2 separate regions of the Mus musculus genome follow, and region 1 is linked to region 2. A link is a contact called in ENCODE POLR2A ChIA-PET data. All regions are on one chromosome and are shown on one strand. Each heading gives the region's core, a stretch centred on a gene start or an enhancer-like site at or near the end of the contact. The rest is flanking DNA. Distances are from core to core; before and after follow the strand shown.

Region 1 (5,875 bases), core at 2,670-5,169, 270 kb after region 2:
TTTCAGGCCAGCCTGAGTGACAAGGATTTCAAGGCTACCCTGGGCTACAAACAGAATGAGTCACTATCTCTAAAAACAGGTAAAGTGACAAAAGGAAAAAGCAGTGGCCATATTAGAATTTTTCAAAGGATATCCTACTACTCAAATTTTCTGCCAAAGAGCAATGGAAGGGCAGATAGGCTCACTATAATTATATTCTATACATACATCAATTCTCAACAAACTCCAAGTTTCAATCAAAGACATACTAAAATACACTTCCCTCCAAAAATCCTATAACAATGCCTTCTGAACACTACTCCCTATGTTAAACATTTCAAATCTGGATTTTAAAAATCATTACCTTTTTATTTTGAAATATTTATAATTAAGACTCAAACTACAACTTTAAAATTTGGTGTTCTGTTCCTCTCGTTATGTTTAGGCAAGATTCCCACTCACCCTCAAACTTGTTATTTGGAAGTACACAAAGATACTTCCCAACTGACAAAAGGATCAACCCAGAAATTGTCCAAAACAGACCTTTTCTTTGAAATCATAGTAGTACTATATACTATATGAAGTTCATTGAATAGCAATTCAAGGTACTTCTATAACCAGATAAAATTTACTTTTTAGCAAAATCTGACAAGGCAAAAATTTCAACTGTCAAAGGGGAATTCACTTTCCAGGATTCTAGGAAACAGAGCTTACTATAAAACAGTCTCAAGGCAGTTTCCTTAATCTTCCCAATCAATCAATCAGTCTCTGTCTCTTTCTCTCTCTCTCTCTCTCTCTCTCTCTCTCTCTCTCTCTCACACACACACACACACACACACACACACACACACACACACACACAAATTCTAACATAAGCTACAGATCACTAAAGGAGACAAGGCACTGAAATGTTGGTTCAAAATCCTGAAGTTTAATTCCCATGTACCTGGCAAGCTGATGGTAGACTTACATCCACCCAACTCCAGAAGTGTCTTCTCTCATTTAAAGCTAACATTACATACACCATCAAAGCAAACCAAAATACATAAGAACCTAAAGGCCTCAGCTAAAGTTTACTTCAATTACTTGGTTAAAAAAAGAGCTGACAATCCAGTGTTGGTTATTAACATTTTAAAGGTTAGAATCCAAAGGCTCTATTTCTCCCACTTTTAGAAGCTTACATTATATTTGTCAGCCTGTAGCATGAGACTCTGATATTACATCATCCAGCACCCAAATACTGTCCCAGGAAGCTTCTGGGTACCTGAGACACAACATATCAACTGCATATTCTCTTGAGCTCTTGATGTTACTGGCCTCTGGGACCTGCTTTCAGGAAGCTTCACAAAGACATCTACTATGCACCTACTGCAATTCCATTTCCTTTACCTTTTGGGTGTATTCTTCACAATGTATAGCCACATGTCTACTCAGTCAACAGAGCTAAGTGAATACACACCACATACTGCCCAATTTGAAAGTAGGTGGTCAGCTCTTCCTTATTCCTTTCCCATTCACTTGCTGTAAAACTAAAAGTGGGGCTCATCACCTCTTTGATCCTAAAAAAATTAACTTTAAAATATTATATGCAGGGAGGAGGGGAGGGGGGAGGGGAGGGGGGACTTTTGGGATAGCATTGGAAATGTAAATGAAGAAAATAACTAATTAAAAAAAATTTTAAAAAAAGATATTGTATGCAATTGAAAGTCCTTTATTCTCTGTTAATCAGTCTAGGATCCACATCCTGTGTCCACTGTCCCAAATTTCTAGTTCCTCTAAGCCTGAAAATAATCCTCCCTAGTTTTCTCCTCCCATTGGACATCTGCACTCTACCCTTTATTATCTCTCAGTGACTTAATTTTGGACCCTTTACTGTCTTTTGGGTTTGTTGTTGTTGCTTGTTTGCTTGTCTTTGTTTTGTTTTTCAAGACAGTGTTTCTCTGTGTGGCCCTGGCTCTCCTATAACTGACTAGGCTGGCCTCTAACTCAGAGCTCTACCTGCCTCTGCCTCTCAAGCACTGAGATTAAAGGCAACCACCTTTAATGTCTTAACACTGTAAAACTCCAATCTTTCCTCACACTTCCACACCTTGAATCTTCCAAAATCTTAATTAAGTAACCTACTTCTGAACCCTCTCTGACAGTCATTTCCTGCTTTAAACATGAGCATCCTACTTCCCTCAGCACACCAACTCCATACAACTGTCCTTCTAGCTACAGCCATAAACCCATAAACACCTCTCCTTTCCTTCAGTATAAGTACTATTCCTTTACATTTTCTACTACAAAATACCCTTTCTTCTGTCCCCTGCCTACTCCTTTCATTTCCTCTACATCCTACTACTGATTTCCCTTCAAACATACCCCCTACATCCTACTACTGATTTCCCTTCAAACATACCCCCGCTTCCATCTTCCTCCTCATTCCCAACTTCTCTCCACACCTCCTGCCCTGGGAATATTTCCATTTACACACACACACACCTTACCTACCACTCCCATATTTCCTCTCCCTCCCTTCTGCTCACCACCCCACTCTCCATCCTGCCACACACCCCATCCCTTTCCAGGGTGCTCCCAACCTCAAGGTTTCCTCTTCTGCTGGTGCCCACTAGAATTTCTCACACAAACACCCTCCGCTTCACTCACTTCTGCTGCCCTTTTACTGCTACACACACCTCCTGCCTTGACATCTCTCTCCACCCAACCTAAAACCTCCACATAACCTCCTTATCCCCATTTCTCTCCCAAAGCCCTCAAACTCAGTACCTGTGTAAACCACTCCTCCTCCCACTTGCTCTATCCTCCTCTACCCTGAATACAGAACCAAGCCATTTTCCCCAAGCCTGTCAACCCCTTCCTGTCTCCTTCCATACTTCCCAGCCAGATACTCACTAGGGAACTCCTGACGTCCTGGGCGCACACACACAGACAGACATCTCCTGCCTGAATACCCTCAATTTCAACCGCCACCATTTGAGAGAACCCCCTCCTCTGACACTCCTTCCCTCCATCTTTTGGGGCTCAGCCTGCTCGCCACACTCCCAGCTACGGACCCCTCCTCCGCCATTTCCCTTCAGGCGTCCGGTGGCCTTCCCGCTGCCTGCCCCATTCTCTGCCCCTCACAAGCAGCGCTAACCAGGGCATCTGCTCCTTCCATTTCTGCCTAGAGGTGCCCATCTTGTCCCTCCCTCCACCACCTCACTTGCCCCTGCCCGCCCCAAATCCCCCTACACACCCATCCGAATCCCCAAACGGAACGTCCTCCTTCCCTCTCGAGCCCGACCTAGGCCCCCATGGGTCCCCCAGGCGTGCCCTTGAGGCCCTGGTCACCGTGGGGCCGGGTCCCTCAACGCTCCCTTACACCCAAATCTGCCCACACCCTGTGCCCGCCCCCCGAGCCTCTCCCCAGCTCTTGCCCGCAACGTCCTCCAGCACCTGCCCCGAGTCCGGAACCCTCCCACCTCCCCAGAGCTGGCGCCCCGCACGCTGCCCACGCCCTCGGGAGGTTCAGGGCCGGGACCCGCGACCCCGACCCCGAAAGCAAGCAAGGCGACCCGCAGTCCTGACGCGGACCGGCCGGGTACCGCGGCGGCGACCACAAAGCTCAAGCCGCGGGGCTGGGATTGCGCCGCGCTCCTCGCCTCAGCAGCCGCCGCCGCTGCTAAGGACGCACAACAAACAATGCGGGGCCCGGGCAGCCTCCGCCAACTGCCTCAACCGCCGCCTCAACCGCCGCCCGCCCGGGACGGCCCGCCGCGCAGGCGCCGGCCCCGCCGCAGCCTACCCGCGCCGCCGCGCTCCGCCCGCGTCCGCTCCCCGCTCCCGCTCCGCCGCCGCCGCCACCTCGTCCGCCCGCGTCTCCGGCTCCTCAGCACAGCGGCGGCGGCTGCGGCGGCTGCTGCCTTGGTGGCGCTCGCGGATCCGAGCTCGGCTTCGGCAGCGACCGCGGCGGCGGCGGCAAGCACGTGACGCCGCCGAGCACGCCCATTGGCCGATCCAGGGGGCGGGGCCCGCGGCTGCTGGGGAACGGAAAGCCCGCCCCATCGCCCTCCGCGCGCCCCCTGCACGCGCGCTCTGCCGCACCTGAGAGCTCCGGCCAGCGCCCGCCGCCGCCGCGCCGCGCTGTCGCCTGCGTCAACTGCGCACCTGGGAGCGCGCAGGGCGCTCAGGCCCGCGGCCGCCGCCTGCACCTGCGAGACCGCTTACGTAAACTGCGTCCCGCCCACCTCGCGGCGCCTAGCCCGGGCCGCAAACCGTACCTGAGCCCCGCTGTGCCTGCGGCGGTAAGCGTTGCTGGGCGGAGGCCAACTGCTGAAAAGAGCTAAGCGCGCATTAACTTCGTAACTGCAGGTTCTGAGAGCTGCTCCCGGCCGCAATGAGAGCCGGCTTCCCCAGGTTCTGCGTCCCGGTGCGGGATGCTTCTCCAGCTCCAGCCTCGGCCTTTACGCTAACGGAGTAAGCGCCGCAATGCCTCCCGGGTGGAGGAGGGGCAGGCAGTACCTTGGCTGAGTAAGAGACTCCGATCCCTCCTTGATTCGCTCCCCCTCCCACTTGCCGGTTGTGTGACCTTGGCCAAGTTACCGAACCGCTCGAGCTTCAGTTTCCACTTCACAAAAACTAAAACTGTAATTCCTATTTAAGAGCCGTTGAGCAGATGGCATAAAACAATAGATATGAATTTTCCTGGCACATAGCAAGCACTGAACAAAAATCAAAATCTCCTCTCCCTACTCCACCCTTAATGGCCCGGGAAATCCTTTCCCTCCTTATTTCCCTCCTTAGGTCTGGAGTAGTCTAGCTAAACACCTACCCACTTTGTTCCAACGGTGGTACTGGGAAAGAAATAAAAGGTTCAAGTTTTATTTTACAGCTCTACGTTGGCATCTTCTTAGTGCCTAGCATTCTCCCAGGGGGTTCAGCCCATGCTTAGTGTGTGTTGCATGCTCCACACTCGGCAGGGTGCTAGAATGCACTGAAGAATAAGTCAAGGTCCTTAGCCTAAAGCAAACCTAGCAAAGAACCCCACTTAATTTGAGCAGACAGTAGGGGACTGACCTCCCACACTCCCCCTGGTAGGTCCCCTTCTCATCTTGCTCCTGTACCAGACTCAAATATTAACAGCTCTGGACTGGAAATGATTCTCAATAATACTTGCCTGACATGGACAAAGTCCAGGGTTGCATCCACAGCACTACCAAAATATATGACCTCAGTACTTCATTCACAGAATATGTTAATACTTAGAGTTAAAAAGCTTTGAGTATGGCCTTCAACTTCAGGACATACACACTTCCCATTGCCCCTCCTTGACACTTCATTAACAACAAAGCTGTCCTTTCCTAGCTATCCCCAGGTCTGTAACATATCCCTGAAGTCTATGCTAAGCCCCAGATCACTATGTCTGATTGGCACCTCATTCTAGCCTTCTGGAAACCTGGTTGTTCTATCAGTTTAGAACATACTCCATCTGGAGCCCCTTGACTGCCCTGAGACACAGGTCCAGACTCTTCCTGCTTGTGCATCACCAGTTCAACAATGCCTTGTTATGTCACCAAGCTGTAGTTTAGCTCAGTCTCTTCCCTGGATTGTAAGCATCTTGAGGAAAGGTTCATCCCTCTGCCTGAGTAAAGTTAGGAAAGACCACATACACAGAGGATGAGATCACTAAAGCTGGGTTTTACAGTATAAAAGGAAGTCTGCCAGGGGAGAAGAGACACTGCAGTGCACAATACAGGTTTGCTGTGCACTAGCTGTGTGACCTTGACAGATCTAGGTCTTAGAGCCCTCATCTGTCATTTTGCATACCTCAGAGTACTGTTACTAGGAGTCAGTGAGACTACATTTAACATATGTGGCCCTTAGAATTCTAACACTTATAAATTATATTTTTTAA
Region 2 (6,047 bases), core at 1,703-4,202:
GTCGGACGGTCTCAAAGACCTTTCAGCAGGAAGCAGTCTTGGAGAAGAGCAAATAGAGCCATCAAGGTCAGAAGGCTCTAGCCTCTCCTTCTTAGTGGCAGCAAGGTCAAAGTCTGGATCAGCCTGCTTCAAGGCTGAGGGAGGCTACAATATATATAATCAGGAAAAGGGTCTAATCACATATTCTTTTGGACATTTAAGTAATGTATTTCTAAAGACATTTTGCTGGCCCCATGTGAATTTGAATTGTGCTCCTTTAGTTTTAAGACAGTACCTTGGTGTTCTGGTTATAAATCAAGAACACTGGTTAAATTAAAAAAAAAAAAAACTGCTAGTCCTATCTGCTTTCAATATTAATAGCGATGTGCAACACTATGCTTTCAAATCTATTTTCTTGCCATCTTACTTCCTTAAAATTCTATATAGGTCAACAATAAATCACTTATCTAAAAACTACAAATCAGAATCTGCAATTACTCCTGAACAGAGGACTAATACATAATGTTTGAGACAATGTAGAATCTCATAAACTTAATCACACCACCAACTTTGGAATTATTAGAAGTTCAGAATGAATAACATGTAAGAACAAAAATAAATGATACAGATTGGGTGGGGGGCAACACTACATGTGCTGCATTTTTATAAAATGTGTCTAAAAAAGTCATTGATTTGATTACAGTAGATTCTGCCGTTTGAGATCAGGCCTAGATAATTTTTCACCACTGCTCCTGCCATGAACAGAGGTTAAGTGCTTTTTGAGAGCAGATTTGTGTTTGAAATCCATATCACAACAATGGCATTTATATGGCCGATCCCCACTGTGTATGTTCAAGTGGTCCTGAAGTGTGCTTTTAGCAGTAAAGGTCTTTAAACACACAGTACACTGAAAGGGCCTTATACCCATGTGTCCTCGAATATGCCGATTAAGATTTTTCTTCTGTGTAAATGTTTTCCCACACTGCAAGCACAAAAAGAGTTTATGCATCTTAAGGTGTCGCAGATAGTTTTCTACATGAAGAAATCCCCTTGGACACCTGGGGCACTGATGCCTCAAGGAAAAATTCTCATCCAGATTCTGGATCTCATTTACCGTACCATGACTTCCATCAGAATTCTCAGAAAATAACCCCTGATTTGTATTTCCAGGAACTTCTGTCACTCTGTTCTCAACTGTAGAATTGATCAATGAATGCTGTGTTTCAGGGAAATATATGCCTGCTTTGGATGAGGTACAAGGCTGTGAAAACTGCCCATTTTCTACATCATCTGTACTAATGGATTCTACATGGAGGATACAAATTTCATTCTCTTTAAAGCCACCATCTACTGCAGAGAGCTCCGGTGACTGCATTCTCATCCGCTCTGATGTCAGTGTCTCTGCAGCAGATTGTAATGCATTGCTTTCCTCCTCTTTGACATGGAAATCTAGGTTTACAGGACTATCTTCTGAAATTTCAATGATCTCACAGTCTTTATCAGAATTTTCTTCTTCATTCTTAACATCTGTATCTGAAGACTGACACAAGTCAGTGTGTTGGTTATTTTTCATAGAAAGGTCAATTTCCAAATACTTTGACAAAGCTTCTGTGCATTTTTCTACAATGTGAACCATCTGAAGGTAACTGGCAGCAGTCAAGTATTTCAAAAGCTCTTTTCTTTTTACTTCAAGTGCTCCAGTATAGCAGGACAACAGCAACTTCCAGCCTACTTCTGCACTCTGTAGAATGGTGATTCTGACATGTTTTGACTGTGTGAGTAAAAACTGATCTCTCATGAAAGTGGAGCAAGCAGCCAAAATCACCTTGTGCCCCTGGAACTCAGTATCGTTAATATAAATGGATACATCACAAAATAAATTCTGCTGTCTCAAGAGATTCATTTTCTGTAGGACCACATCTCCTTGCTGTTCAAACTGGAAGTGTAGAACATCAGACTCAGCAGCCATGGTCACGATCTATGCAAAACAGAGCACAGCATTGATACTGGATAGGCAATGCTTTATGGTACTGAGTCCCCCACTTCCCAGCATGTATTGGGAATAATGGAGACCCAAACTTTGAGTGCTAGGAGTAAAACTGTTTCCCAATAACCATCTATAAACTCAGAAACTCAAAATGCATTTCTGTATCATGGTACGTAAGTTTTTAAATACCAGTACAGTAGTGACACCAAAAAAGTACACTTAACCCCTTAAGTTAGAAAACACAATCTTCAAATTGTCCCACCACTATTGCTAGTCCCATTGTAATTGGCCATTGTAATGACTTCCCACAGGTCTCCTAGCAAAGCACTCTTTAATGCTCTTATGCTTAAATCGTCCAGCATCTCCCCCACTTCCTAGACAGCCTTTCGTTCTTAAAAAGAATTCAAACTCCTTCAGGATTTCACCCTAACCCACCTTTTATTGATTGATCTTGGTCCGTTTTTCATACACCCAGCTCCTTAATGTTAAATTGTTCATCATTGTACAAATAAAACACGGGAACGCCCATTTGCCTATCTATTACATTCACGATTTCAGCTCCATTTCCCAACTTGTGCTTTAGCTCCGTTGAGCCCAAACTAACGTGACTCCTCCTCTCCCAGGGACTCTTTTCCTCCTGGTTCTGTGTTCTCCCAGTGGGTAAAGGGTCCCATACAGCAAGAGGAGCTGACTGGAATCCTAGACCGCCTGCCTGCCAACTCCCTCCAACGAGGCACACGGTTCCCAAGTCGAGCCTTCCGAAGTCGGGCCCGACTGGTCAGGTGGGTGCGGTGCCAGGCTAGAGCGGAGGCCACCGCGGGGTGTACTCACTCCTTCAGCCTCAAACCCCAGCATGTCTCCGTCACTTTCACTTACCGACTAGCAAAACTGGCTTTGAGGCTTCCGCGGCAATGGCAGCCCAGGCCGGAAGATGGACTTAGCCTGGAAGGAAACGCTTCCGGAGTCAACCAGCTTTATTCTTCGCGGAGACTGTCTGGACGCCCCGGAAGAACATCCTGAGATGCTCTTTCTTCCTCTCTTTTTCCGCTGCAGGAAAGACAGAAAAATATCTAAATATCAGCGAGCCGGGTCTTTCTGGCCGTTCCTGCTCCGGTATGAAGCTGTTTGCTGCGAGCGAAGAACGCTCAGGGCCGGAACCGCCAAGGAGCCAAGGAGTTGAGGGGCGGAGCCGAAGGAAAGGACCTCGCAGCAATGTATTGTAGCTGGGCTACTCCCATCAGGACCTGGCCCTAACCTCAGGACACAGCTCCACCAGTCTCTTTGCCCTCCCCTCCTCTGTCGTTTCCAATGGCATCCTCTTCACCCTGCTGCTTTTGACAGCCTACCCCTAAAAGATTCTTCTCTTTGGGTGATGGGAATTAAACACAGGGCTTTATGAAAGTAAAGCCTTGCTTTCCTCCCCAATTACCCTTTGTCAGCGATTCCTCTAGGCTCCGCCCAACAGCTCCTAGCAACAGTTTGCATAGTCACCTGCCAGGCATGAGGGAGCTGTTTTGTGCTTCTCTCCCCCCCCCCCCGCTCCCCCGCCCCGTTAGATGACGGACCATTTAAGCATAAGAGCATTTTTTTTCATTCCTCCTTCTCCTTATTTTTAATCATAATGTTAACTCGGATGGGAATTTAAGAAGATAATTAAGAATATTTAAAGTGCTCTGCTAGGAGACGTGGTAAGTCATTACAATGGCCAATTACAATGGGACTAGCAATAGTCCCAGGACTTCCCTCAAGCCTCCTCCTCTTTATATCCTTCTCTGCCTCTACCCCCTTTCCAGGTCCCCTTCACTTCACTCAATAAACTTCTTTTTGTACTAGACCTGTCTCATGGTGGTGATTCCTCAGGGGAACATCGTGGCCGGTCGGCCATTTTATACCGATTGCACATTATTTCTGAGTTGCACCTCAATTAGTTGGGATTCAGTTGGAAATGATCTATCTTCAAAACTGCACGTACATACCCATATCGAAATATATGCCACAACCAAGGGAGGGGGATTATTTAGGACAATATTTATCTTTCTTTGCATTCTCACAGTTATTCAGAAAGTCCCTATTTGCGAAGTGTAGGGATGGCTGATGATTAAGCCTGGGCCTCCAGAAAACACTACTATTGAGCTGCATTTTCAGCCCTTTGCCATCCTTAAAGAATCCTTAAATTCAAACAACTGAGAAATAAGGAGGGAAGAGAGTAGAATAAGAAGTCAATGACACCACAGGTTAATGGTTAACTTTTATTAAGGAAACTTCCCCATTAAGTAAAGAGGTAGTTCAAGTATGTCTAACATACAACAGATTTAGAACAGCCATTCATGAGCTGAAATAAAATGTTCTAAGTTGTTTAGGACAATATTTTAGAAATAGTGACATTAGTCACCTTTCACTTACACATCTTCTAAACTAATGCAAAATCACACCTGATTTACCTCAGAGCCACTTCAGTTTGGAGATTGTTTTCATATTAAATAATAAATAAATAACAGTAATTTTAAAAAAAACAAACTACAGTAAAGAGGGTCCTCTTTCTTTTGAGGTTTTCCTAGGAATCCATACAACACAAACACTGAGGCTGGCATCGTGGCCTATACCTGTGATCCCAGCAGAGGCAGAGGCAGCCAGGGCCACATAGTAAGATCCTGCCTCAAAAAAACAAAAACAAAAACAAAAAGCCAAATTAAACCAAATGCTGAGTAACTAAGGCTCACCTCTGCCTCATATAATTACTAGTGTGAAAAGCCTTCTTCCACAATAAAATATATGCCTCTTCTCTTTGCTTTAAAATCTGAGAAACACGTAAGCAAAGAAACCAAGTTCCACCAAAATTAAATATCTCACACAAAAATAAGACCTCTCCAGCCAAGAAATGGAAGAGATCACAAATTATGCAAATGGTTTACACTTACAAACAGAACCAAAAATTTTACTAACAGAAACCCCTAAGAAAGTGGACTTTAAGTCAGGGTTCTCAACCTTCCTAATATTGTGAGATCCTTTAATACAGTTCCTCATGCTGTGGTGAGCCCAACCATAAAAATATTTTCATTATTTCATAACTGCATTTCTGCTGTTTTGAATTATAATGTAATTAAATTGTAATATAAACAAAAACAATTTCTATGGTCTTAGGCAACCTCTGTGAAAAAAAAAATCACTTGATTCCACAGGTAGAAAACCACTGCTTTAAGTGATTAAAGAAAACGAGGCAATTTTATTCTTGTTAGGATATAAATTTGAGACATCATCTCACTAAAATCGCTTGCCCTATAAGGACAGGGACCATATATATCAATCTTACCTTCCTATCCTCAGAATATAACACAGTACCTGGAAATTCCAGTTGGTTACTAATACTTCTTGAGGCTGTGGGAGTAGCTCAGTGCTGGAGTACATGTTTAATGTGCATGAGGCCTTGGATTCAAAGTCTCGGGCATTTTTTAAAAAGGGGAAAAAAAAAAAAAGAAAAGAAAAAAGGCCTTCTGAGTGACTGAAATTAATCAAGAAATAGCCTCCAACTAGAGAGACCAGTGCTATTTAAACCCATGCCGTTCTTAAGTCTTCAAACTACTAACAGTAACTGGACAAGAATAAGTATATGGAGCCCCACCATCTTCAAATGATGTTCAGAGAAAATATTTAAAACATGGGATGATTAGAGTCCCACTGTTGCATAGAACTGGTGCTCTTTGGATGAATCATGCAAAATTTGGAATGCTAGGAGGCATTATTAGGACTATACTGAGTGATGTTGGGCATGAAGTACCTAGCACACATGTTAGCTAACTGTACTCACATTTAAATATTTAGTAAAAATTATGCCTCAAATCTGAGCTATGTGTAAATATATCAAATTATGTCTATATATAAATTAATATAAATTTTTGGATTTTTCTGTCCATGTGCTCTCATAGCTTAAAAATAAAAAACAAAAGTCTGGTAGAAATAAAGTTTTTTAGACAAAATCAGTTTCATATTTGGATTATTTTCGCATTATTCTAACCTGCCGTTCCCTTGATAGCCAAACCAGTCATTTAGAAATAGTATAATGTTCATCTAGCTAAGAACAATG

Evidence for each region. ChIA-PET counts read pairs that join two places held with the same protein, here RNA polymerase II (POLR2A).
Region 1: POLR2A ChIA-PET joins it to region 2 with 14 read pairs in embryonic stem cell. The contact joins the promoter of Strbp here to the promoter of Zbtb6 in region 2. POLR2A ChIA-PET finds 5 or more read pairs at or near these places in 4 of 5 experiments (Patski and embryonic stem cell).

Annotation. Positions count from the first base shown.
Region 1 is chr2:37,699,426-37,705,300 of GRCm38, forward strand. It overlaps Strbp (spermatid perinuclear RNA binding protein), which reads right to left and starts at 3,920. Exons shown (of 18, transcript NM_001379315.1): 1 at 3,767-3,920.
Region 2 is chr2:37,427,967-37,434,013 of GRCm38, forward strand. It overlaps Zbtb6 (zinc finger and BTB domain containing 6), which reads right to left and starts at 2,953. Exons shown (of 2, transcript NM_146253.5): 1 at 2,843-2,953; 2 at 1-1,957. The coding sequence starts at 1,948. The coding sequence ends at 677. It overlaps Zbtb26 (zinc finger and BTB domain containing 26), which reads right to left. Exons shown (of 2, transcript NM_199025.3): 2 at 4,202-6,047.